Linked DNA regions of Mus musculus: region 1 is linked to region 2. Evidence: chromatin loops called from intact Hi-C (ENCODE). Cell type or tissue: left cerebral cortex. All regions are shown on one strand. Each heading gives the region's core, and the rest is flanking DNA. Links, peaks and the distances in the headings are about the cores only. Region 1 has its middle 75 kb from the start of Gm41649. Region 2 has its middle 26 kb from the start of Msh6.

The links. Hi-C counts contacts between places; a loop is a spot of excess contacts. Peaks named below come from ENCODE experiments on the same cell type or tissue, not always from the same donor. Only the 100,000 strongest peaks of a DNase experiment are listed, where the experiment ranks them.
Region 1: it touches region 2 in a loop (5-fold over the local background); 31 of 42 quality-filtered maps call a loop at or near these places.

Annotation. Positions count from the first base shown.
Region 1 is chr17:87,870,410-87,882,796 of GRCm38, reverse strand. No RefSeq gene overlaps it. Among named protein-coding and RNA genes, the nearest start is that of Gm41649, 75 kb to the right of the region's middle. In left cerebral cortex, for the core only: a CTCF peak has its summit at 4,787; DNase peaks (open chromatin) are centred at 4,896, 5,200, 6,337, 6,521 and 1 more place; H3K27ac peaks cover 307 bases.
Region 2 is chr17:87,943,227-87,955,613 of GRCm38, reverse strand. No RefSeq gene overlaps it. Among named protein-coding and RNA genes, the nearest start is that of Msh6, 26 kb to the left of the region's middle. In left cerebral cortex, for the core only: a CTCF peak has its summit at 6,441 (motif pointing right); DNase peaks (open chromatin) are centred at 6,446 and 10,096.

The DNA of each region.
Region 1 (12,387 bases), core at 1,443-9,442, 72 kb after region 2:
CTCTCACAGTATCTGCCTGTCTGTCTGGCATGAACAGAGTTCACAGTGCTGATAAGGATGGAATGGGGAAATGGTATTCTCTGCCCTATCTTCATGGCTCGTCAGGCCCTTCTTGGCCCCCAGAGAGTTCAGCTTGAACAGAGATCCAGCTGAAACCACCCATGAGGACAAAGAAAGCAGCTCCAGGCCCTTAACCCACCCTAGAACTGGCGTATAGGTGGGTGGGCTAGTAATAAGGGTCTTCTTCCAAAGAAGGCGGTCAAGGCACAGAGTACTGCCTCTGGTATGTCAAATTCTTCATCTAGTGTCCTCTTCTGTCAGGGTTTCAAAGTGAGACCCTAGGCTCACCTGCTCTGTAGTCCTTAAGGACAGGTATGTTAGCATTGCCACAGGCCAAGCAGTTTTTGCCTCCCATTTTTCTCTCCCAAAGGCTTGCTTCTAGGGATCTATCAGTATTGGCTTTGGGGTATAATTCAGTAGATTCAGAAAGCTCTTGGTTATCAAGCTGAGTTTAAAAAAAATCCCAAGGCTTTGGGAGCCGCACTGTCAGGATGCATCTGTAGAGGTAGCAGAATAAAGATCTCGGTGGCCCTGCATGTGGCCCTGCTTCATGCAAAGGCCTGTATCCCTTCACAGTCAGGGGATGCTCTAGGGAGGCAGGCCTCAGAGTCCTTATGCACGCTGACTATAAACAGTTACCTCTCTGCTCCCCCTTCCCGAGGACTGGGAATCCCCTCCATAAGTTTTCAGGGGCACACTTGTGAAGGGTTAAAAGATAGGGCACATGGGGCTGGAGAGATGGCTCAGTGGTTAGGAGCAACTTAATTTCCCAGCACCCACATGGCAGCTCACAACAGTCAACAGTCTCTAATTTCAGTTCCAGGGAATCTGACATCCTTTGCCTCCACTGGCACTGCACACACACACACTCACATGCACATGTGTGTGTGTGTATGAGTGCATGTACACATGTGTGCACACATGCTTTTGTGTGTGTGTAGTGGTAGTTGATTAATCAGCTCTACTTGTCCAGTGGTGGAGGTGCAACTTCCTTGCTACTGCCCCAATGTTGTGGATTCTCAAATGAAAGACACACACACACACACACACACACACACACACGTACACATTCACACACAGCCTTATGTTTACTATGCCTTAAACAACTCAATGGCTGGGCACTTCCAAACTTCCCTGAAGCTAACACACTCTCCCCTCCGATATTCCTGAATTATCACTTACTGAAATTAAACTTATATTCCATCTTGGCCACCCCAGACCCAGGCCTGCAGCCCCACTGAGCCACGATCTCCAACTCTTACATGTTGGCTGTCTCTCTTCTGCTTCTCACACTTGATCTTTCTGCTTCCCAGCATGATGGTTCTGCCTTTCTTTCTCTCTCCTGCATCTCTCCTAAAAGTCTCTCCTCTGTCTCTCTGCCAGGCTGTTGGCTGCTGGTAACTTTATTTACCAATCAAAGCCAACTGGGGGCGGGGACCTTCTGCATCTTACAGGCAGACGTGTGAATCCCCACGTAATTTTAAGAACCCAATTAACATAATACAAGCAATAAGCCAAAACATATACAAGCAATAGCTCAAATTCTGTGAGCTATGTATATATATGTATGTATGTATGTATGTATATATGCATATGTATGTATATGTCTATATATGTATGTGTCTATATATGTATATATGTGTATATATATATGTGTGTGTGTGTGTGTGTGTATGTGTGTGTGTGTGTGTACACACACAGACACTTGTACATAAGATAAGTAAATAAACTTCAAGAAGTAAGGCATTGGAAGACAGTCTGTGGTAGCCAGTCCTCTTAGTGTCTGGTGTCCATGTCTAGGGTAGTCGCATCAGTGTCTCTGCCTGTTAGGACTTTGCTGCCTCACCCTGAGCTGCGCTCCTAATTTCTGAGCTGCAAGCTGTATATTTAACTGAAGTGATTCTGTGAGCTACCCCACAAATACCACCAGATTCTTTTCCTGCTTAAACCTGCTGTAAGCAAGACTGTGATCAAGAAACACAGGATGAAGCATGTAACACGTGTCAAGAAACTGTTAGCTGCTGGCACCTGAGATTCCAGGTTGAAAAGTCTCAGAGACATACCCCACCCCATCCAACCGTGGCAGACAGTGATGGTCCTTGGACTTTTGGGTGTGTGCAGCCCACAAGTAATCTTAGAATGGAAGGTGTTTCCTCAGTGGTGACACCACACACACACATACACACACACACACACACACACACACACACCCTCTGCTCCACACCCCAGCAGAAGATAGACAGCTTGGAAGGAACAGCAGTAGGAAGGGTGTTGTGGGGTCACTCCACTTCCTGGCCATTGCTATTACTGATAAATAAAATGTGGTAGCTTTGTAGACTCCCAGAAAGCCCCAGAACACATTTTTCTATCTCTTCTCAAATCTAGGAGAGGCAACAATGAGGATTAATGTGCCACTGTCTGACAGAGGTTGAATGGTTGGCCAAGGTCTCTCAGGGCAGGGCAGAGTGAACTGGAGAAAGAGCAGAGGCCTGCAGCCTTTGGTTTTGGGCCACCCTGAGCAGCCTTTGTGCAGGCCAGACATGGAGGCAGCCCTTTCATGGACACACCTTTAATAGAAGCATAACAACCATATGAGTGCTCCTGCCAAGGTGAATGAAAGTCACATCCCCACCTGCACGGCACCCACGTCTTAAAACGGCCTTTGTGGGATGCCATTCAGTCCAGGGCCAGAGGGCCTTGGAGGTCCGTGGCATCTGGAGATGAGCCTAACAATGCTATTTCTAGTGCACCCTGTAGACATATTTCCATGCCAGTGTGGCAGGTGTGCATTCAAAGTTACCCTCGGCTGCCTCATTGGCAGTAATCCAAAACAGCCTGTGTGTCTTGGAATTGGGCAATGCTCACAGGTCAATGGAGCCTCTGCTGGAGCAGGCCCTCTACCACTGAAGCAGAAGGACCCCCCAAACACAGACTACAAACCCCGGCAGGCTGCCTTCCAATTATGTGTGTGTGCATGAGTGCATGTGTGTCTCTGAGAACACGAAGGCTGCAGACGGCTGAGATACCATCACAGCAGTGGCTTCAAGGGAGGTCTGAGTACTTGGGAGACCACGTGGGAGGAGAAATTTCCATAAAACATCCTTTGTTCCTTCTGAATGAGGCTGTAATCCCTAGTCAAAAAATGCCTACAATAGTCCTGAAGGTTTCTTTTTGTTTTTGCATTTGATTTACCTTAGGTACTGGGAACAAAATATAAGCTGTCAAGCATACAGAGCCTGCACCCTACCCAGCCTGTTGATGTACTGAGCCAAAAGGAGTAGATTTTAGAAGGTCAGGTTTCAGCCACTGGTGAGGACAGTTGGGGACTGGAGGCTTTCAGTCTGTTTCAGCTGCTGTAGGTGGTTGCTTTGTATCCAGACAAGAAGACCAAGAGGGAGAGGGGCTGGGGTACAGCTCAGCTGGACAGCATTTGCTTTATAAGCAGGAGACTGTGGGTTCAATTCCCACCATCCTAAAAAACAAACACATGGACACTATACAGAGGGAGGGTCCCTGCCAGGGGTCAGGAGCTTTCATGGTCTCTATTCCCAGGTGGGCCTGAATCACCCGTGAGGCACGCAGCTGATCACCATGCTGCTACAAAGGCAGAAGGGTCCAAGGGGAGCCCTGCTGTTCGAGCTATGCAGGTTCTTATCCCCCATGGCATAGCAGAGCTAGACGGGGTGGCTGACCCTCAGCTGGCAGATCGTCAGAAGATGACCCTTTCACAGGGTCACACATCAGATACCCTGCATGTCAGATCATGATCACAGTAGTGGCAAAATTACAGTTATGAAGTAGTAATGAAAATAACTTTATGGTTGGAGGCACTGCAACGTGAGGAACTGTGTTAAAGGGTTGCAGCATTAGGAAGGCTGAGAACCACTGCTCGAGGCAATGACCAGTCTGGATTCCTGCCGTGAGGGTTAGGGCTACATTTACAGGCAGTGTCCTGCCCTCCCAAGCTTGGCTTTAAATATATGCACACATTAGTTATGGGTCAAGAGGTAAAGCCACCTAATAAGCAGCTTATTGTCAGCTCCTCCCCCCAAAACTCAGGACAAATGGCTAACAGCGGTGTCTATTTAACAACCCAGGCTTCCAGGCGCTCTCTGTTCTCACCAAGCTCCTGTTAGAGTCCTGGTATCTCTGCATTTCTCACCACCCCAACCCCATCCTCCATTCCCTACCCCTACTCTCTGCCCTAAACTCTCCCCTCCCCTCCCCTCCCCTCCCCTCCCCTCCCCTCCCCTCCCCTTCCCTAAACTACCCTTCCTCTAGCTTCTCCTTTCTACATAAACCTGCCATTTAGGCCGTGCTTTCTTGGTTCTTCCGCTCTTGGCCATCTTTGCTCTCTTGGGTCTTCTCTTGGTCCTTCTTCCTCATATCTACCATAAGAACCTCTCTACAACAATACCTAGAATGGTCATGCCCTTTCTCATTTACTTATCAGACCCTTTCTCCCACAAAAAAAAAAGAGCTGCAGGTGACATGACAGGCCTCTGCCATGGGTTAGTTTCTGGCTTCCCAAAGGCTATGGCACCAGGAACCTCAGGATGTGATCTTATTTAGAATCAAGGACTCTGTCGATGTAATTAAATAAGACTGTTGTGATGAACACACAACACAGATTAGGTTGTGCCCTAAATCTACGCGAATGTCCCCAGAAGGGACAGGAAAGACACAGTCACAGGAAGGAAAAGCTGCCTGAGGATGGAGAGTTGGCGCCCCCTGTCTGCAAGCCAGGGGGCGTCAGAGAGCGCCGGAGCCAGTGGGAGTTAAGACCCAGGCCGCACAGCTCAGAGCCTCCCTCAGAGCTTCTAGAAAGAATGCGCCCCGAGAACACACCATTGTGGATCTCCCAGAAGTGAAGCGTCAGCGGAAGAGAGAACCTGGGTTCTGAAGACTACACAGGAACTTCTCGAGTTAATTAAAGGCTAGGCCTGCTGCTGTGTGACCCGCGAGAAGGAAGCTAGAGTGGTTTCTTTGCTTGAAGGAAAGTGTCCAGGGCCAGCCAGGCCACACTCCAGGTCCCGGGGGAGCAAGGGCATTGTCTACAGTTGCTGTGTCTCTAATGGGGAAGGTGTGTCTGTCCTGTCGCTAGGAAACAGGCAGCCAGGCCTGCAGGCTCTCAGCCTGGAGCGAAGGCAGATGGTGACAAGATTAAATAGTGCCTTTCATTTCAACATAGGAAATGTTTTCAATTCTCCTTTCTTCACGTCTCTAAAAAAAGGCAAGTGGCGGAAGCGCCCTACTGGAAATTTATTAACAAAAGCCCAGGCAGGCCCCAAAAAAGCAGACTTTTTCTTTTCAAGTATTTCCCCCAGGCAACCGGCAGTCGCGTCGAGGGTGGACGCCCTTGTTTTACACCAGGACTGCCATCCAGCTCCTGAGCTTTGAGTTCTCTCCATCATCTGGGAGGCGCTCCTCCCACCATTCCACAGATGAGATGGACAGGAACAAGTCCCCTCATCCTCGGGGATTCAGACACTACATATGTCACAGATAGTACATATGTTGTGGTTTTTTAAAAAAAATACATACCTATGATAAAGTTTAATGTTTAAGTTAGGCACAGGAAGGTGTAATGTCAGCACCCTGAACGCAAAGCAAAGAGGGTTACCCTGAGTTCCAGGACATCCTGGACTACATAGTGAGTCCTAGGTAGTGAGCCTGGGCTACATAGCAAGACCCTCTCTCAAGAATCAAACACTAAATATATAAACAATAATGAATTCAACACAGATTGATCAGGAACTAGGGTCACTGTAACAATACTGTTGAGTGCAGACCGCACCTGCCCCGCATGATTCTCCCATGGTCTTCGGGCTGTGCCTCGCCCTGAGAGAGTTCATTTTGGAGAAGGTTGGCTCTACCTTGGCGGGCATGTGGCATCACCAGTGTTGAAGGACAGACTGATGGAGGTTTTATCCCTGAGTGTGGAAAGGGTGTCACCCTGTACACTTGTCAAGGTGAACTGGGATTGTAGGAGCATGTGAGTGTGTTAAAATCGCACTCTGGACACACCGGGCTCAGGGATGTCCTGAGGCAGAGCTCCTTTATCTGAAGAGGAATTCTGTCTTACAATACCCCTCCCCCCAACTCACAGTCTGTTAGGTGACCATCCTCTGTGTATCAGGGGACAAAATAGTAGAGAACTCTCCACTGTACCAGGGACTTCCAGTTCAGCTCAGTCCCCACTGTTGCCTGTCTCCTCTGCAGCCAGACTCAGCTCCGAAGCTCCGCCTCTAACCGTGAGTCAGCAGCAGCCAGCCCTACAGTAGCACCCTCCAGCCCTGGTGACCTGCTCTGTCCCCAGGGTCCTGCTCTACCCCAGGTGACCAGCTCTATCTACTCACCTTGCACCTTGCCTCTCCATTGATTTCAGCTTCCCAGTTTTGGTTTCTCAAAACTCTTCACTCCGACTTCTTACAGGAATTCCATAAACATATGTCTGGCTGTCTCTGGAAATATGTTCCCTCTCCTACACCCAGCCACCCCCGCCCTCCACTGTATGTGATGTATGATCTAAGGGTTACTGTTAGTGATAAGAGAAGAATAAAAGAATGTGTGTCGGACCACAAGGGCAAGGACAGTGTGACTACCTGACAGATTGCTGCCAATGAAGCTACTGGATCTTCTGACAACAAATAGAAAGATAAATAGCACTCATGTGTCTGACAGAGCGCGCCCACGATAAATATACTGTAAACAGGGTGCTAGGTGAATGTAATCTCTCTTCATGGTCTCTCAAAATAGCTCATTGTATTATACTTGCCCTCTCTGTTCTTCTGATCATCCCTTGGCCTGGTGAGGCCACGCTGTGTGTACCTGGCCTGGTGTGCCCACACTGTGTGCACTACCCACCCACTTTCCTTTAGCCACCACGTATCAGATCAACCGTTATCATAGTTCAGAGCTTGTGATCACAGGCCATGCTAGCGCCCCAGCTCTCCGCCTCCTCTTCCCTAAACTCCTCCAGCTCACGGGCTTCTCTCCCTAGCTCCTCACCCTCCTTATGACCTGGCTAGGCTCTCTCTGCCTCCCTCCTCCCCACTTCCCCACTCTCCCTCTCTCTCTGTTCCTCCCTCTCTGTGTGCATGCTTCTCTCCTGGCCAGGTCCATCCTGCTGGCCATGTTCAGTCTACTACTTCTTCTCTGCATTCTTCCAGATGCCGCTGGATGCTCCCTCCCTTATGTCTACAATAAAAACCATCCCCTTAACCATACCATGGAAGGGTCATGCCATCCGTTTACACTGGGTAGTTCAACATCAACCATTAACAACCCTGATGTTTGGTGAGGGCACCAACCAGGTTTTTGCTGGAGAGCTGGTGGAAGTAGGTGAAGGAGCCCTTTGTAATGTTGCCAATCCTATCCAAGAGGGGACAGCCTCCCAAAGGTGCACCTTCTAACATCTCACACTGGGGACTAGGTTTCAACATGAGAATTTGTGTGGAGGTTCCTGGCATTGGAAAGTCAGAGGGAGGAGGAAGACCACGTTTGAGGCCAGTGTAGTCTGCACAGAGAGTTCCAGGTCTGCCAGGGATAGATGGCTAATGAGACCCTGTTTCAAAAACCAAAATTACAACAAACAGCAACAACAAACAAATAATTACTGGGGACATAACGCTGCTTTTACTCTGTTGCATGACATAACAGATCTCTGCAGCTCAGCGAGGAGCAGACAGTTTTGTTTTCCTTGCAAATTAGCTCGAGGCAAAGAACTAAGTAGATCCGGGAAAGATTAAACAGATGTCGGGTTAAGATACTAAAACTCAGAATCGGGTGGGTGTTGGTGTCTTCCTTGAACAGGTTATTGGATATAGCTGCAGGCTCCCTCTGGCCTGCCTGCCGGGTTGCTCAGTCCATAGCCTTAGCTGGCCAGGGCAATACTGCTCCTGCCTCCTCTCCAGACTATTGTGTGCTTTTAATACTATGAAGAACAAGGAAACCATTAGCAGTCATTAAGGTTCCTGGAGCCACATACCTAGAGTGAAGATGGATAAATGTGGGGCTGGGAAGGCACAGGACGGGAGACAAAGTGATGCATTGGGCTTTAACCACACCCGATGAGGAGCCTGGAGGGTGAGGACCTGGGCAATGTCCACAGATGAAGCCTTCCTGGCCACAGCTCCCTTGGTTCCTGTAACAGAATTACCATGCATGTCTACAGCTCCATTTCTTCCTAAGCGGTTTCAGAGCCAGAGTATCCCTTGATGCTTGGCTCCATTCTGAGAGGAGATGGAACAGGTGCTCCTGGGCCACGTGTGCATGGAGACTGTCTTAGTTAGGGTTCTACTGCTATGAACAGACACCATGACCACAGCAACTCTTATAAAGGACAGCATTTAATTGGGGCTGGCTTACAGGTTCAGAGGTTCATTCCATTATCATCAAGGCAGGAACATGGTGGCATCCAGGCAGACGTGGGGCTGGAGGAGCTGAGAGTTCCACCTCTTGTTCCAAAGGCAGCTAGCTAAAGGCTGTCTTCCAGACAGCTAAGATGAGAGTATTAAAGCCCATACCCACAGTGACACACCTACTCCAACAGGGAGTAGGGCCACACCTCCTAATAGTGCCACCCCTGGGTCGAGGGCACACAAACCATCACAGAGACAGTGAGACTTCTTCACCTTCACGTCCAGCCTTTGGGAGCAGTGTCAACTCTCCCTTGTCTCTCCTTTCCCAATGCCAGCCAGTTTCTAATTCTGCCCCTGTCTCTGCCTTCTGTGTCTCTCATTCAGAGTGTCCCTCATGCCAGCCCCTGATTCTGCTTTCTAATTCACTGTCGGGATCATTGCTATGCTTGTGGTGGTTCCTAAACAACTTGCCAAAACCAAATGTCAATAACTGACTTATAAATCCCCTGTGGCATGTGGGGTGCTGGACACTGGGAAATAAAGGGGGTAGGAGAGATAACCCATGTCCCACCAGAGCTCTAGGTCTCTGGGCGGGTGGATGCAGGGGACTGCTGCACGTCTGCCCCGAGCCAGAGGGAAAAGGGGCAGGGGGAGAAGGCGCTGGGTAGTTCCCACTCGGGTGAGAGTCTGGCTAGCTCAGGCTGCTAGCTCGGTGGGCAGCTTGGGTTTGGGGCCGTGGCTAGAGTGCAGGAAGGTCTCCCATTGGGAGGTTAGACAAGGCTCTTTAGGGGAAGGCCTATTTCATTGTTCTAACACACATGCACACACATATGCACACACATATGTACACATGTGCATGCATGCATGCACATATCTGCATACACACTTGCACAAGCATGCATACATGTACACAAGCATTCATGCATTCTTACACATGCACATGGACACACACACATCGCACATACATGCACGCACACGTGTGTGCATGCGTGTGCGAGCACACACATATAAAGAGAAGAGGAGTCACATCTATATCGGGCTGAAGGCTGGTCAAAGCAGGCTTCTTCCTGGAAGTTTTTATTTTATTTTTATTTTATTTTTATTTTATTTTATTTTATTTTAGAGAAGCCTTCAATGAGTAGCAATCTCCAGCTGACAGGAAAGGGACCAAGGAAGAGCACTGTGGGCATGTGCACATGACAAGCCCATAGACCTTAGGAGTAACCGGAGTAAACTGGGTGTCACTGGCATAGTTCTGTGACTCATGCTTGGTAGATGGATTCTAGTCTTGCTTTTAACAAAACCTTTAATTATTGATGTTGTTGTATATGGTATATGATGCTATATGACAGCTGAATACCAGAGGACAACTTTGTGAAGTTGGCTCTCAACTTCTATCTTTGGATGGGATCCGGGAAAAGAGCAGACAGAGGAACACTTGGTTGTAAGCACCTTTTCCCTCTGAGCCATCTTACTGGCTTCTGAAAGCTTTTCTATTTTTAGCTTTTTGAAAATAAATTACCCACATTGCTCATATAATCACATACATATCATAGCAAACTACTTATTCATGTGAGTAGAATGCTATATACATAGGTCACCATTAAAATTTTATAGGCATTTAATATTTGCTAATTTCAAGTTAGACATTTTTGTCTCTGAGAGCCAATGCGTTTTTTAACTCTGATTTCAAATATTTTCTGCAGGCCCAAGGCATACTGCCCATAAAGAGGCACCATGCCAACTGAAGTAGCTTTTCCAAAGCCATCTGGGGCAGTAAGGGAGGTGTCAGAGTTGGCGTGTGGCACCTCCAGAATGCCACACAAGCCCTTGGGGGTCATCCTGACACGCTGTGGTGAGGAGTGGTGGTGCTGGGCTCTGCAGCTGATGTCCACCTGCCACCTGGTACTAAATATAGCACAGGCACTGAGCCCTCTCTGCATGCAACCTCGGAGCTGGCTTAATTGGCTAGAATTGCCACAGAGGGAGGCTGTTAAGAAGAATTGAAAATGGACTTCTCCCCACAATCCTAGGGTGCTGAGGCGCATAATTAGACAATGGCTTTCTCCTGTCAGCAGCAAAACAATGATAGCAAAACAAGATAAATCCTTTGTTGCTTGCATGTTGACACTAGGCCAGGCGCAGCTGCCTAAGACTATTCACTTTTCTCAGGGACCCCATCACACAGGGAAGTTCTCTCAGGGTTCTGTTCCTTCAGGTAATAAACTAAATGTTTGTATTCATCCAGTGACACATGAAGTGACACAGGAATGCTAATGTCCTGACTCCAGCTAATGTCCATGTATTTTGATGGTGGCCCTTTAAGGAAGTAGTTATGGTTAAAGAAGTTGAGGTCATAAGGGTGCAGCCCAGACCCATAGGACTTGTCCTTAGATGACGAGATAAGCAAACTGGCTTCATCACGTGACGGTGGCAGAAAGAGCGTGGCGGTTTGTAAGCCGGAAGAAGCAGCTTCAGAATAAAGCCAGACTCACAAGCATTTTAGTATTGAACTTCCACCCCCCAGAGCTGTGAGAAATCACTGTCTGTTAAGTCATCAAGTGGGAGTTGGGAAGCTGCCTCAGTGGGTAAGGGTGCTTGCGGCACAAGCATGGAACTGAGTTCAAATCCTCAGCAGCCATGTGAAAAGCCTAGTGCTAGTGTGATGCCTGCAATCCCAACTCCCGGACAGGTGGGACACAGAGGAAAGTCACTGGGACGTGCTAGTCACCAGCCTACCCAAAAACTGTCACCCTCCAGGTGTCGTGAGGGACCCTGACTCTTAATACAGGGCAGGAAGCAATATAGGAGCATACATGATGTAGCATACATGATGTTCCACGGGCTTTTGTTGGGGGGGGTTCCCCCGCCCACACACGCATGCACTCATGCACATAGTTCCAAGTATCTGGTATTCTTTAGAGTACCAAGAGCTGACTTAGCGCCTTGCATCTGAAGTCTAAACCTGCATCACTGAGCCTGCCCCAGGCCTACACAGCAGCATTATAATTATATTATATTATATATGTTATAATTATACATAATATATTATAATTATAATTATAACAGGACCTGTGAGTTGTTTCTCGGCACCTCTGAGAAGTGTTTGGCCTTGTAAGGGAAGAATGGCCGAACTAGAGAGAGGTCTTTGGCTCTTCAGGAATGGGGGCTACAGAAGAGAGAACACTGTGACACGAGTGCTAGCTGACTTTCAGCCTCGTGGAAAAGGAGTTTTAGGGGATGATCCAGTGCTCTGAATTAGGCATCCTATTTGTATATGAATGGAGGTTGATACATGGTCACGATTTGTTCCAAATGAAGTGGTGTTGAAAGTGTGCCTGTGCCTTATCACAGACTTGGTAACATTTAGGTTTCTCTGCCCTCCATCTCATGCCCTTGAGTAGCTTAATCTTAAGCACCAACTCTAATCAGTTGATAATGACTATTTGGAATGCTGTACGAAGAAAGTTTCCAAGATCTCCTCAGGGAATCAGTGAAAGACGGAATCCTGATGGATTAGTAATGTCTGCTAGGGGACAAACATGGGAAGGGAGGGACAACCACAGATTGGATAATTTGGTAAGAAATGGTTTCACGTGTACTGCTAACATTCACATATTTATTATGTACTGTCATCTATTGTAAAACTAAGATTTCCTGACTTAACTAATCATAAAGGGGAAACAGGATGGCTGGGAAAGATGGACAAGAAGAGTGAGGAGGATTAGCCTCCCTGATAGTACCAGAGTCTATTGGTTTTCTGCTATGTCTGCAGGTGAGCCAGGTGGTAATGAGGCTGTCGCTGTTATCACTCAATCCACAGTCATCATCACTGATCAGTACTTGGAACATGTAGGAAGATGCTGACAGAAAGTATCAGGCTACTCTTCTGAGAAGCGCTGCGTGACCAGAGCTGGGCGTGACACAGCCTTGAGTTCACAGAACCCCACTCCCACTTCACCTC
Region 2 (12,387 bases), core at 2,209-10,208:
GTAGACAGTAGGTAAGTGATGTGGGGGGTTGTAGGCAGTAGGGGAGGTGATGAAGAGGGTTGTAGACAGTAGGTAGGTGATGTGGGGGGTTGTACAAAGTAGGTAGGTGATGAAGGGGGTTGTAGATAGTATAGAGATTATGTGTGTTTTGGGTTGTAGACAGTAGGTAGGTGATGTTTTGGAAATTATAGAAGGTACATAGTTAATTTGGGGGCTGTAGACAGTATGTAGGTGATGAAGAGGGTTGTAGACAGTAGGTAAGTGAGGTGGGGGGGGTTGTACAAAGTAGGTAGGTGATGAAGCGGGTTGTAGATAGTATAGAGATTATGTGTGTTTGGGGTTGTAGACAGTAGGTAGGTGATGTAGTAGGGTTGTAGGCAGTAAGTGGTAGATGTGGAAGGGGTTCAGACAGTAGTTAGGTGATGTTAGGGGTTGTAGACAGTAGGTAAGTGATATGGGGGCTGTAGACAGTAGGTTGGTGATGTGTGTGTGGGTGTTGTAGACAGTAGGTAGGTGATGTGGGGGATTGTAGCAAGTAGATAGGTGTTGGGAGCCATTAAGGCAACGCTATTGTCCTGATCTCTGAATTGGGCCTCTCCCCCTGAGAAGAAAAGGGGGTCAAAAGCGGGTCACCAACACATGGATTCCGAGAACCACGGGATGTTCCAGCCCTAGGTCAACACCGATATCCTGACCACACCCTGATACCACCAAGTTCCTGCTTCCCCGTGTAGCTGCCAAAAGAAAGAATTTCTATTGCCCCCCCCATAAGTACTTCTCCTTTTGCTTGTATTGCCCCATCCCTCCCGCTGATAAGTATCTGTACTTCCTCGTTTCCTTGTGCAATTCTACTGCCCCATCCTTCCTGCTAAAAGGCACTTCCCCTTTTGCTTGTGCATTTAAAGCTTGGACCTTTCTCAATACATGGGGGTCTTGATACAACTTCAGAACGGTTTCCGTGTCGTTATTCGTACAAGACCCTCGTCTCTCTCTACCCCCCATTTGGTTATTAGGAGGAGGTCCCCTCGAGATCCTCGAATAACTGGACCTGCTGGACGGGTCAGATAGGTGATGTGGGGGGTTATAGGCAGTAGGTAGGTGATGTGTGTGGGATTTGTGGACAATAGGTAGGTGATGTGGGGGGTTGTAGGCAGTAGGGAGGTGAGGTGGGGATTGTGGACAGAAGGTAGGTATTGGGGGTTGTAGACAGTATGTAGGTGATATGGTAGGGTTGTAGACGGTAGGTAAAGTGGGGGATTTAGACAGTAGGTAGGTTATGTGTAGGAGAGTTATAGACAGTAGGTAGGTGAGGTGGGGTGTTGTAGTCAGTAGGTAGGTGATGTGGAGGGATTGTAGATAGTAGTTATGTGATGTGGGGGTTAGGTAGGTGATATGGGAGGATTGTAGATAATAGGTAGGTGATGTGGAGGATTTGGAGACAGTAGGTAGGTGATGTAGGGGGATTGTTTAGTAGGTAGGTCATGTGGCAACCTGTATATTTGGCAGGTGATATGTGGGCTTGTAGTCAGTAGGTAGGCTTTGGGGGTTGTAGAAAGTAGGTAGGTGATATGGGAGAATTGTAGACAGTAGGTAGGTGATGTTTTTGGGAATTGTAGACAGTACATAGTTAATTTGGGGGTTGTATACAGTATGTAGGTGATGTCGGAGGAGCTGTAGACAGTAGGTAGGTGATGTGGGGGGGTTGTAGACAGTAGGTAGATGATGTGGTAGGGTTGTAGACAGTATGTAGGTGATGTGAGGGAGTATAAACAGTAGATAGGTGTTGCGGGGATTGTAGCCAGTAGGTAGGTGATGGGGAGGGGTTATAGAGAGTAGGTAGATGATGATTTGGCTTGTAGACAGTAGGTAGCTGATATGGGCTTTTTAGACAGGAGTTAGGTAATGTGTGTGGATGGTTAGAGACAATAGGTAGGTGATATGTGTTTGTGGTTGTAGTCAGCAGGTAGGGGATGTGTGTGGGTTGTACACTGTAGGTGGGTGATGTGGGGGGTTGTAGAGAGTAGATAAGTGATGTGGGGGTAGTAGACAGTAGGTAGGTGATGTGGGAGATGTGGTATAGAGATGGAAGCTGATATGTGTGGGGGGTTGTAGGAAGTGGTTATGTGATATGGGGGGGTGTAGACATTAGGTAGATGATGTGTGAGGGGTGTTTGTAGACAGTAGGTAGGTGATGTGGGTGGGTTGTAGACTGTAGGTAGGTGAAGGGGGGTTGGAGAAAGTAGGTAGGTCATGGGGGTTTTGGAGACAATAGGTAGGTGATGTAGGGGGTTGTATAGTAAGTAGGTAGGTGATACGGCAACTTGTACATTTGGTAGGTGATGTGTGGGGTTGTAGACAGTAGCTACATGATGTTTGTGAGAATTGTAGACAATATGTAGGTGATTTGTGGGTTGTAGACAGTAGGTAGGTGATGTGGGAGGTGCTTTAGACATTAGGTAGGTGATGATCTTTTAGCCAGTAGGTAGGTGATGTTTGTGGAAGTTGTAGATAGTTGGTATATGATGTGTGGGGTTTTAGAGAGTAGGTAGGTGATGTGGGTATGTTGTAGACTGTATGTAGGTGATGTGTGTGGAAATTGTAGACAGTAGGTAGGTGATTTGTGTGGAAATTGTAGACAGTAGGTAGGTTATATGTGAGGGGTTGTAGACAGTTGGCATGAGATGTGGGTGTGGGGGTTGTAGACAGTAGGTAGGTGATGTGGGTATTGTAGACTGTATGTAGATGATGTCGGTGTGTTTTATTTAGACAGTAGGTATGTGATGTGTGTGGGTTGTAGACCGTAAGTAGGTATGTGGAGTTGTAGTCAGTAGGTATGTGATATGGGCTTTTAGACAGTAGGAAGGTGATGTGTTTGGGTTGTAGACAATAGGTAAGTGATGTAGGTAGGTGATGTGGGAGGCTGTATGGATTAGGTATGTGACGTGTGTGGGAGTTGTAGAGAGTAGGTAGATGATGTGGGGCTGTTGTAGACAGTCGGTAAGTGATGTGGGGTTTTGCAGACATCAGGTAGGTGATGTGGGGGTTGTAGACAGTAGGTAGGTGTTGTTTTGTGTCTTAGACAGTAGGTAGGTGATACGTGGGTAATTTCTTTGTACCTTGGTTATTTCCCTTGCGTACAGCCCATTCGAAGTGCTTCCTGGGGCTGTTAGCTATACTGATTTCCCCGCCCAGGCAGGAAGCCAGTAGTTGATGGGAACAGTCCAGAATGGAGGCCCCAGGCTCATAGAGATGCCTGTAGCCACTATGTACCTTTTTGTCTTGCTGCTGTGTATCTGAAGTAGACAAACATTGTGATAATTTGATAACTTAGAACTCCATTTCATCAGCAAAGCACGTAGCACCTAGACCTCTGTTTTAGAGTAGTGATGGCTATGAAAAAAAGACCATGACCAAACTAACGTGGGGAGGAAAGGATTTATTTGGCTTAGTCCTCCACATCACTGTTCATCATCAAAGATCAGGATGGGAACACAAACAAGGCAGGAACCTGCAGGCAGGAGCAGTTGCTGAGCCATGAAGGAGTTCTGCTTACTGGATTACACCTCATTGTTTGTTGAGGGTGTTTTCTTCTAAAAATCAGGACCACAGCCTAGGAGTGACCCACTCACAGTGGGCTGGGTCCTCCCACAGTGATCACTAATTAAGAAAACGCCCTCCAGGCTTGTTTAAAGCCCCATCTTTAAACAAGCATTTTCTCAGATGAGGCTCCTCCTTCTCAGATGACTCTAACTTGTGTCACGTTGATATAAAGCCCAGTCCAGATCCCCCACTTGCCCCACAGCCTGAAGTGAAAAAAACAAGGCTTCTGGTCAAAACCCAGCTTCATTAGGAGAGCTGGTCTCTGCAGACAGTGTGGCCGCTGTCTTGACAGACCCTTCATTCGGCCCCACAACACAAAGGGAATTTCTCTCTGTATAGGTTTGAGGGTGAGGCAGCACATCCCATATCATGTAACCTAGCCTATGTGCTAGTAGTCTCAGAGAAAGGCACTATAGAAGAGTAACGTTGGAGCTGGAGGGGTTGTGCAGTGGTTAAGAGCACTGGCTTTTCTCTACGAGAATACTTAGTTCAATTCCCAGCACCTACACGGTGGCAACTCAGAGTCATCTGTCTACCCAGGGGCTCCAATGGCTCCTTCGGGTTTTGTAAAGACTAAAGTTACAGGGCTCCAACAGTCACCAGCAGTTGTTGCTCTTGCAGGGAACCCTTCATTGAGCAGCTCTCATTGTGAGAATTTGATACTTTGATAACCACCGGTAATCTCAGTCGCCAAAGATCCAATGCCCTCCTATTCTGACGTATCATGGTATTTATACATACACAGTACACATAGACACCTACACAAATAAAAATACATCTTCAAATAGAGAAAACTTATAATTCAAGTTTGTCTTGGGCTTGCAGCTCCAAGAGGGAAACTTGGCCCTAGCACAGTTGGGTTGCCAGGTTTCTGTGAGAGCCATCAGGGTGGAGGGGCTTGACTTCTGGGGGGGGGGGAGAAAGCAGCTAGTGGGTCTGTAAGGATGGTGGGGAGAGCTCTGTAAAGTCACCCAAGTGACTTTATAAGTGACTGGCCTCTGTAGTTCTGAAGAGCGAGCCGGCAGGTAAGTCTCCTCAGGCCTGCGGGGGGAGATAAGACATGTTTCTTTACCTCTCTTTGTGATTTGTCTCCTCAGCGGCCTCCCAAGGCAGACTCAGGTGGGCCGTGCTTGTAGCTGTTGGGGTTCAAAATGAAGTATCCTAAGATATAGCACCTGTGGGCATTTCTGAGTACAATCACCTATCTCTTAACAGTAGGAATGTATCCTGAGAATGTACTGTCAGGCTGTCTGATCTGAGTGCATCTCATATCCCAGGTGTCCTGCCCCATGCCTAAAGAGAAAGGCTGTCATATATGGACGCAGAATAACAGGCATGCCAGATCCCTCAGTCTACAGCGGAGCATGGAGGGACATACTTGTATAGTCCCAGCACTGGGGGTAGGGTGGGGTGGGGTTGGGCAGAGGATCGGTCAAGACCATCCTCAGCAAAGGTTTTGTTTTGTTTTGTTTTGTTTTGTTTGTTGTTGTTTTTAAACAGATCTTGCCTGAGTTTATTTGTAAAAGCAGCATAGGACACTGGTCATTTGCAAATAGTGTGTGGGTAGGTGTGTCACAGCAGTCCATCTGTCTTCACACTGGCAGAAGCCTTTTCTCTGGGGCCTTCACAGGGGCCTGGGCACCTTTGGGGGCCTGGGCTGGAGCTGAAGCCTGGGTCTTAGCTGGAGCGTTGGCCTGTGCCTTGGTTTGAACCTTGGGCTTTGGTTGGCAGCGCTTACGACCCTTGGCCATGTAGCTTCGAATCTGCTTCCCAAGCTTGGGGTGAGCGATGAAAGCCCTGGCGATGGCTGAGTTTGCGGCTGGGGCCCTTTGGCATCTTGGGCTTGATGGCCTGAGGCTTCACGAGGGCCTTGTTGGCCTCTGCGCGCGCACTCACTGCCTTTGCATTGTTGGCCTGCATCTTCTCCAGGCCTTTCTGTTGTGCTTCTTGGCAATGCGCATGTTCCTCAGGAACTTGGGGTCAACCCCCTCAAGAGATTCGTATCTTTGCGACCGGGGTTTCTTGATGTCATTTCTGTGCCAGTTGCGGGACTGGTTGTGTGTGCCGTGGTTCTTAGACTTGGCCACGTCTGCACGGTAACCCGCGGCTCCCGCAGCGCCTGAGACCGGAAGACCTCAGCAAAGTTTTAAGTTGGAGGTTTCCATGGTTACACAGAGACACATAGCCTCAAGAAACAAGCAGGCAGTTCCAAACCAAACCAACCTGACCAACCAACTCACCCACTCTTTCCCAGGCTTTCAGTGTTGTTGTTGTTTGTTTTTCATACTGTTTAGAACATTCACTTTTTTAAAAATTAGATTCTTCCTTCCTTCCTGTTTGTTTGTTTGTTTCTAGACAGGGTTTCTCTGTGTAGCCCTGGCTGTCCTGGAACTCACTCTGTAGACCAGGCTGTCCTCAAACTCAGAAATCCGCCTGCCTCTGCCTCCCGAGTGCTGGGATTAAAGGCGTGCGCCACCACTGCCCAGTTTATTTACATTTCACATATCATCCCCTTTCTTGGTTTCCCCCTCCAAAAACTCCCTATCCCTTACCCCCTGCTCACCAACCCACCCACTCCCGCTTCCTGGCCCTGGCATTCCCCTACACTGGGGCATCGAGCCTTCACAGGACCAAGGACCAGGCTTGCATCCTTACTGCTCCTGAATTACCTAAGGCTAGTGATATGAGTTTACGATGTTTGCCTCTTGTTGTCTAGCCGAGACTTTGGAAAAGCACCATGTGGCTCGAAACCCGCCTCATTTACTGGCTTCCTTCCTCACAACCACTCTTGGTCTGCAAGAGCCCTAGCCAGGTTAAGCAGGCTGCAGCTGCAAGGCTCCGTGCAGCCACCAGGGGTCAGCCTTCGCCAGGCCGTGAACCCAGAGACTCGGTTCGTCTAAAGCTCCACTTGGCTCTTTCAGTTTGGGCTCCTGGGACCCCATCCTACTGAAATAGCCAGCACCCCTATATTTTCCTGGTCCCAGAGAGAAATGTGAGATCAAACTCGGGGTATAGAAGTAAGGCTGTCAAATAAACCTCAGGGACACAGTTACATCTGAATTCTCTATCTCCCCTCACTTCTGTTATACACACATGCATACAAAATAAAATAAAAAATACATATTTGTTTAGGTTGTTTGTTTTTGTTTTGTTTTTAAGACAGGTTCTCACTATGTAGCCTTGGCTGACGTAGAGCCCATTCTATAGGCCAGGCTGACTTTAAAGTCACAGAGGTCTGTCTGCCTCTGCCTCCCAAGGGCTGGGGTTAAAGGTGTATACAATCATACCTAGCTACAATAAACTAAAAACAAATAGCAATGTTTATAACCTACAATTTCAAACTTCTGGCCTCCAAACCCTCAAGTTGCGGCCTTCAGTCTGAGTAAATCTCATCAAGTCCTCACTGAGATAACCATCATAGGTCATGCTTTTCTCTCTGGCCTCCAGCTGCTCATGAGGCCTAGGCAGGTCTGACGGGCCTCGTCAGTGGGAACAAGCTGAATGCTGTGTTCAGTATTGCCTTGTGTCGGTTTTGAAACAGCCCCCGAGAAGCCGCTTTTGTCCTGACTTCTCGTGTGAGCCCACAGGTGACTGAAGGCAGGACGCCATCTCTGCGTGTGTCTCCATCCCCTTTACTTTCGCAGAGGACACTGAAGTTGCTCCGAAACCTGCAGTCATCCTGGCTCCCAGGAGAAGTAGAAGCTCAGTGCGCAGACCCCTCCTCCAGAGGACGCGGGGGTAGCCATCACCCGAGAACTGACCTGTCCCCTCAGATAAGACCTTCTGACCACTTTTGCAGAACTCAGACTGAAAGGGTGGCAGGCAGGGCCACACCTCGATCAAGACTCCTGACCTTGGTAGATCCATTTTTTGTGAGTTTGAAGCCAGACTGATCTAGATAGCAGATTCTAGGCCAGCCAGGTCTGCGCACTGCTGCACCTTGACCCTTGCCAGAATCCATCCTCTGTTTAAACCTAAATGATTTGCTGGTAGGGGCATTTACCATCAGCCAGATGACCCACATGGTGGAAGGAGGTGATTCCTCCAAGTTGTCCTCTGACATCCCTTCATACACATTCACTCTTTGTGTGTATGTTGTATATGGATGTGTGGGTCACTGTTCTTTTTCTTGGGCTGTTTCTTTGTCTCCTAATGTGGCCACATTGAAAAAAAGTCTCGCATGGTGGTACACTCTTGATCCTACCACTTGAGAGGTAGAGGCAGGTTGATATTTTGTAACTTTGAAGACAGCTTGATCTAGATAGTGAATTCTAGGCCAACCAGAGCTACATAGTAACACTCTGCAGAGAGAGAGAGAGAGAGAGAGAGAGAGAGAGAGAGAGAGAGAAACGAAAGGAAAACAAAGACGATAAACCTCTTTTGTCTGTTTTCTCTACCATGTTCCTTTAATTGATATGATGGATGGAGGATCCATCCTAGCCTTCTGGGGCTGCCAGAGCCCAAGCTCCTGAAGCTCCAATCGCAAACTGTAAAAAATGTACTCATCAGTAAGTTTTCGCTAGATTTACAGAACCTAATATATATCTAATGGTCTTCAATAAGACCAGAAAATGGGCTGAGCGTGTTGGAGTGTTGTTCTTTAATTAGAAGTAGAATAATGTTTAACTCGAAGGGAAATAAATGATGTGTTTGTTTAAGGAACTAGAGTGGCTTGGGCAACAAAGGTCAGCTGTCCTCTCAGGATATTCTTGTGGAAAAGAAAAGATGTATACTGTGGAGGGTGTAGACTCCACACAGCAACTCTCCTTTCTGTCTGCTTCCAGGTTCCCCCTTTCTCTCCCAATAAAAGCTCTCTCTGTCTCTGGGTCCCCCAACATAGTTTTGTAAGTGATAGCACTGTGTGGTAGTTTGAATAAGAATAACCCTTGTAGGTTCATGTGTTGATCAATTCAGTCGGTAACACTTAGTCACCAGGGAGGGTTACTATTTGAAAGGATTAGAAGGGTTAGTAGGTGTGGCCTTGTTGGAGGAAGTATGTCACTGGAGTTGGTTTTTTTGTTTTGTTTTGTTTTGTTTTTTTTTTTTGTTTTTTGTTTTGAGGTTTCAAAAACCCAAGCCAGCCCTGGTCTCTCTCTCTCTCTCTGCCTTCACATCAGGATGTGGCTCAGTATACTGCTTCCACACCTGCCTGCATCATGCCACAATGATAATGGACTGAACCTCTGAAACTGTAAGCCGGCTCTAATTAAATGTTGTCCTTATAAGAATTGCTGTGGTCGGGGCTGGAGAGATGGCTCAGTAGTTAAGAGCACTGACTACTCTTCTGGAGGTCCTGAGTTCAAATCCCAGCAACCATATGGTAGCTCACAACCATCTGTAATGAAATCGGATGCCCTCTTCTGGTGTGTCTGAAAACAGCTACAGTGTACTTACATATAATAAATAAATAAAAATTAAAAAAAAAAAGAAAGGCCGGGCGTGGTGGCGCACGCCTTTAATCCCAGCATTTGGGAGGCAGAGGCAGGTGAATTTCTGAGTTCAAGGCCAGCCTGGTCTACAGAGTACTAGGACAGCCAGGGCTACACAGAGAAACCCTGTCTCGGAAAAAAAAAAAAAAAAAAAAAAAGAATTGCTGTGGTCATGGTGTCTCTTCACAGCAGTAGAATACCTACGAAGAGACTCCATCTTTGGTTTGTTGGTTTTCAAATAAATCTGTCTCCTTGCTCTAACGACTTATCCCTTCCAGGAACAATTTCCAGGTCTCAGCAACTGCTAGCTCAGATCAGGCAAGTTTAATAAACTAGAGACACTTCGTTATTGCTCTGGGAAAGTAGAGCTTATTGATTATCTCCAGGAGTGTACAGCTCAATTCCGGGTCCTTGAGAGCAGACAACAAAGCATCAAAAAGTAGGCGTTGAAATGCAGATCTGGCATCCCAATACTAGGAAGGCAGGGGAATCGCTGGTCAGCTTAGGTTACATGAAACCCCGTGAAAAACAAACAAACAAACAAACAAGCCTCTTTTTCTCTACTTGAAAATTTCATAGTTTCTTTTGTTCTTCCTATTAATGACTAATGTTTAGACTAAAGGTGGACCGACCCCAAGTCCATTTCCACCTAACCGATGGAAAAAGTGAAAAAGGAAACACCCAAAGATAGCATGGCGTCCAGCTGCCAGCAGAATCTACAGTAGGGGACATTACTGCTATTGAGTTTTTGTGTGATGAAATTCTGCTCCATGAATATTTTCTGTGCAGGAGTCATCTCAGCTAAGGTGATGGGAACAAGTAGAGAACCTGAAAATTTAAAAGCACTTACAGGGTGGAGGCAGGGCGGGGGCACATAATCAGGAGTTCAAGACCAAGGCCAGGCCTGATCTACAGGAGATGGCGATAGAAAGCAAAGCAAGCGAACAGAGCCATCAAGATCAGCAGCGGGAACAGGAAATAGAAGCGGGAGCTGGCCCCTCTCCAGAACATCCCACCTAGCTACCCACTCCTGTGATTTTTCTTACAGGATTTACTTACATTTCTTACATTTATTGTAAGAACCCTAACAAGGATCTAAGGAAAACCCACTGTCCTAAAGGAGGTTTTCTAGAGCCTTTGGCAAAGGCAGCAGCAAACGAAAAGACAAAATTAGCGGCCAAAAATGACAATCCTCCTCCTCCGCCCTCTAACAAGCAGACACGGACTGCTCGGAGCCCACTGACTCTGACCTGTATAAATGTCTCATACAAACAGTCGGAGCCCGCCTCCCAAAGCCCCTGGTGCCTCACCCCAAATGGCAGATCTAGAGGAAGGACAAAGGGGGTTTTAACCACCTGTGGTGGTTTGAATAGGGATGGCTCCATACATACACTCATGTATTTAAATGGTTGGCCCATAGGAATGGCACTGCTAGTGTCATGACTAAGTCATGGGGACCCCAAAGACCACCGAGGAGCCAATTCTGATGTAAACACATAAGGGTCTCTATTATGAACTCAAGAGCAAGGTCTCTCACTGTCCCCATAGCAGTGAGACATGAGTAATTATTGTGGTTACAGCAAGCTTGGAGAATTTCCATAGGGGTCAGCAAGTTAGTATTTTAAAAACTGCATTTCTGGTGTCATCTCCAGGAACTGAACATGGGGACAAAACCACCTGATGAACAGGGTGGCTAAGCTATCTATTCTCTGCAGAAGGCCTTAGGCTATCTCTATGTACCCTGATCCTGCTATTATAGCCTGACTGGCTGTTGCTAAGGGGGAGGGGGGTGTCATAAGATGCCTGCTCTAGTGGACTTTGTGATTTTTCTTCCTGGAACTGAAGTTTAGCCCCTAATTTTGCACAAAATGGAGTTTCTTCAAAAACAGGGTTGGTTGGGCTTTCCATTGGGGAATGTGGCCTCGTTAGACTTGTTGGAGGAAGCGTATCACAGTCACTTTCTCTTGCCTGTGAAAAAATATAACGTAAAAGCAAATTTCTAGGCCTTTAGGCCCAGGCTTGAGAATGTGACCTCTATGACTCAATGCTCCAAGGTATGTTATCATAAAACAGATAGTGGCGTTCCTTTACCCACCCGCTTCCTGTGTTCAAGGAGTGTTCATTCAAAGAAAGTCACCCTGACCTACCCTGACCATTGCTGGAACCCGCTATGCAAATGTGCTATTGTTAGGGGCTCTAGAAACTGTCTTGAGAAATAACCCGCACAATTACCAGGTATTCCTTGTGACTCTTGTGACTTTGCACTTCCTGTGACTCTTAACTGGTATTTTTGGTATTTTCCAACAACGCCCTCCCCACCTCCTTGAGTTGTGGTTTCTTCCTTTAAATACCCCCTTACCCAGCTACTCGGGGCACCATGGTCCTCTACCCCTGTGTGGTGTATGACTGTGGGCCCGAGAGTGCTCTTGAATAAAAGTCCTCTTGCAGTTTGCAGCAAGACCGTTTCTCGTGAGTGGTTTGAGGTGTTGCCTCTCCTGAGTCAGAACGTGGGGGAGTCCTCACATTGTGGGTCTTTCACCTGCAGATCCAGATGTAGAACTCTCAGCTCCTCCTCCAGCACCATGTCTGCCTGCACAGTGCCACACTTCCCGCCATGACGATAATGGACTGAACTTCTTTCTTTCTTTTTCTTTTTCTTTTCTTTTCTTTTCTTTTTTTTTTATTGTTGTTTTCGAGACAGGATTTCTTTGTGTAGCCTTGGCTGTCCTGGAACTCACTTTGTAGACCAGGCTGGCCTTGAACTCAGAAATCTGCCTGCCTCTGCCTTCTGAGTGCTAGGATTAAAGGCGTGTGCCACCTCGCCAGGCTGGTCTGAACTTCTGAACCTATACACCAACACTAATTAAATGTTGTCCTTTATAAGAGTTGCCATGGTCATGGTGTCTCTTCACAGCAATGGAACCCTTAAGACACCACCTAACAAGATAGCGAGCTGCCCTCCTCTTAGCTATTCAAATTCTACCCCACTCAAATGTCCCATGACCAAAGCCATGTAGCTCTTCTTAACTGCCACAAAAGGAGCCTCCCTCCTTCTCAGCAGAGTGTGAGAACTGGTCTACTATATTTATGTCTGTTTAATAACAGACTGCTTATTGAAACCTTTACCTCAATTTGGTCTGGTAAGTATTTCTACCACCTCACTGTGACTTACTGTTGGCACAATGGTGACATCACAGCCAGCAGCAGTCTGGTCAGAGCAACAGAGATGAGTAAAGTACACCAGAAGAGCAGGAGGCTAAACCTGTCAGCCAGACATCTGCCACCGCTGACTCCCACTGGCCACTGCTGGAGAGAGATACACATTCATGCTAAGCAGCAACTGAGCTTTTCAGCAGCT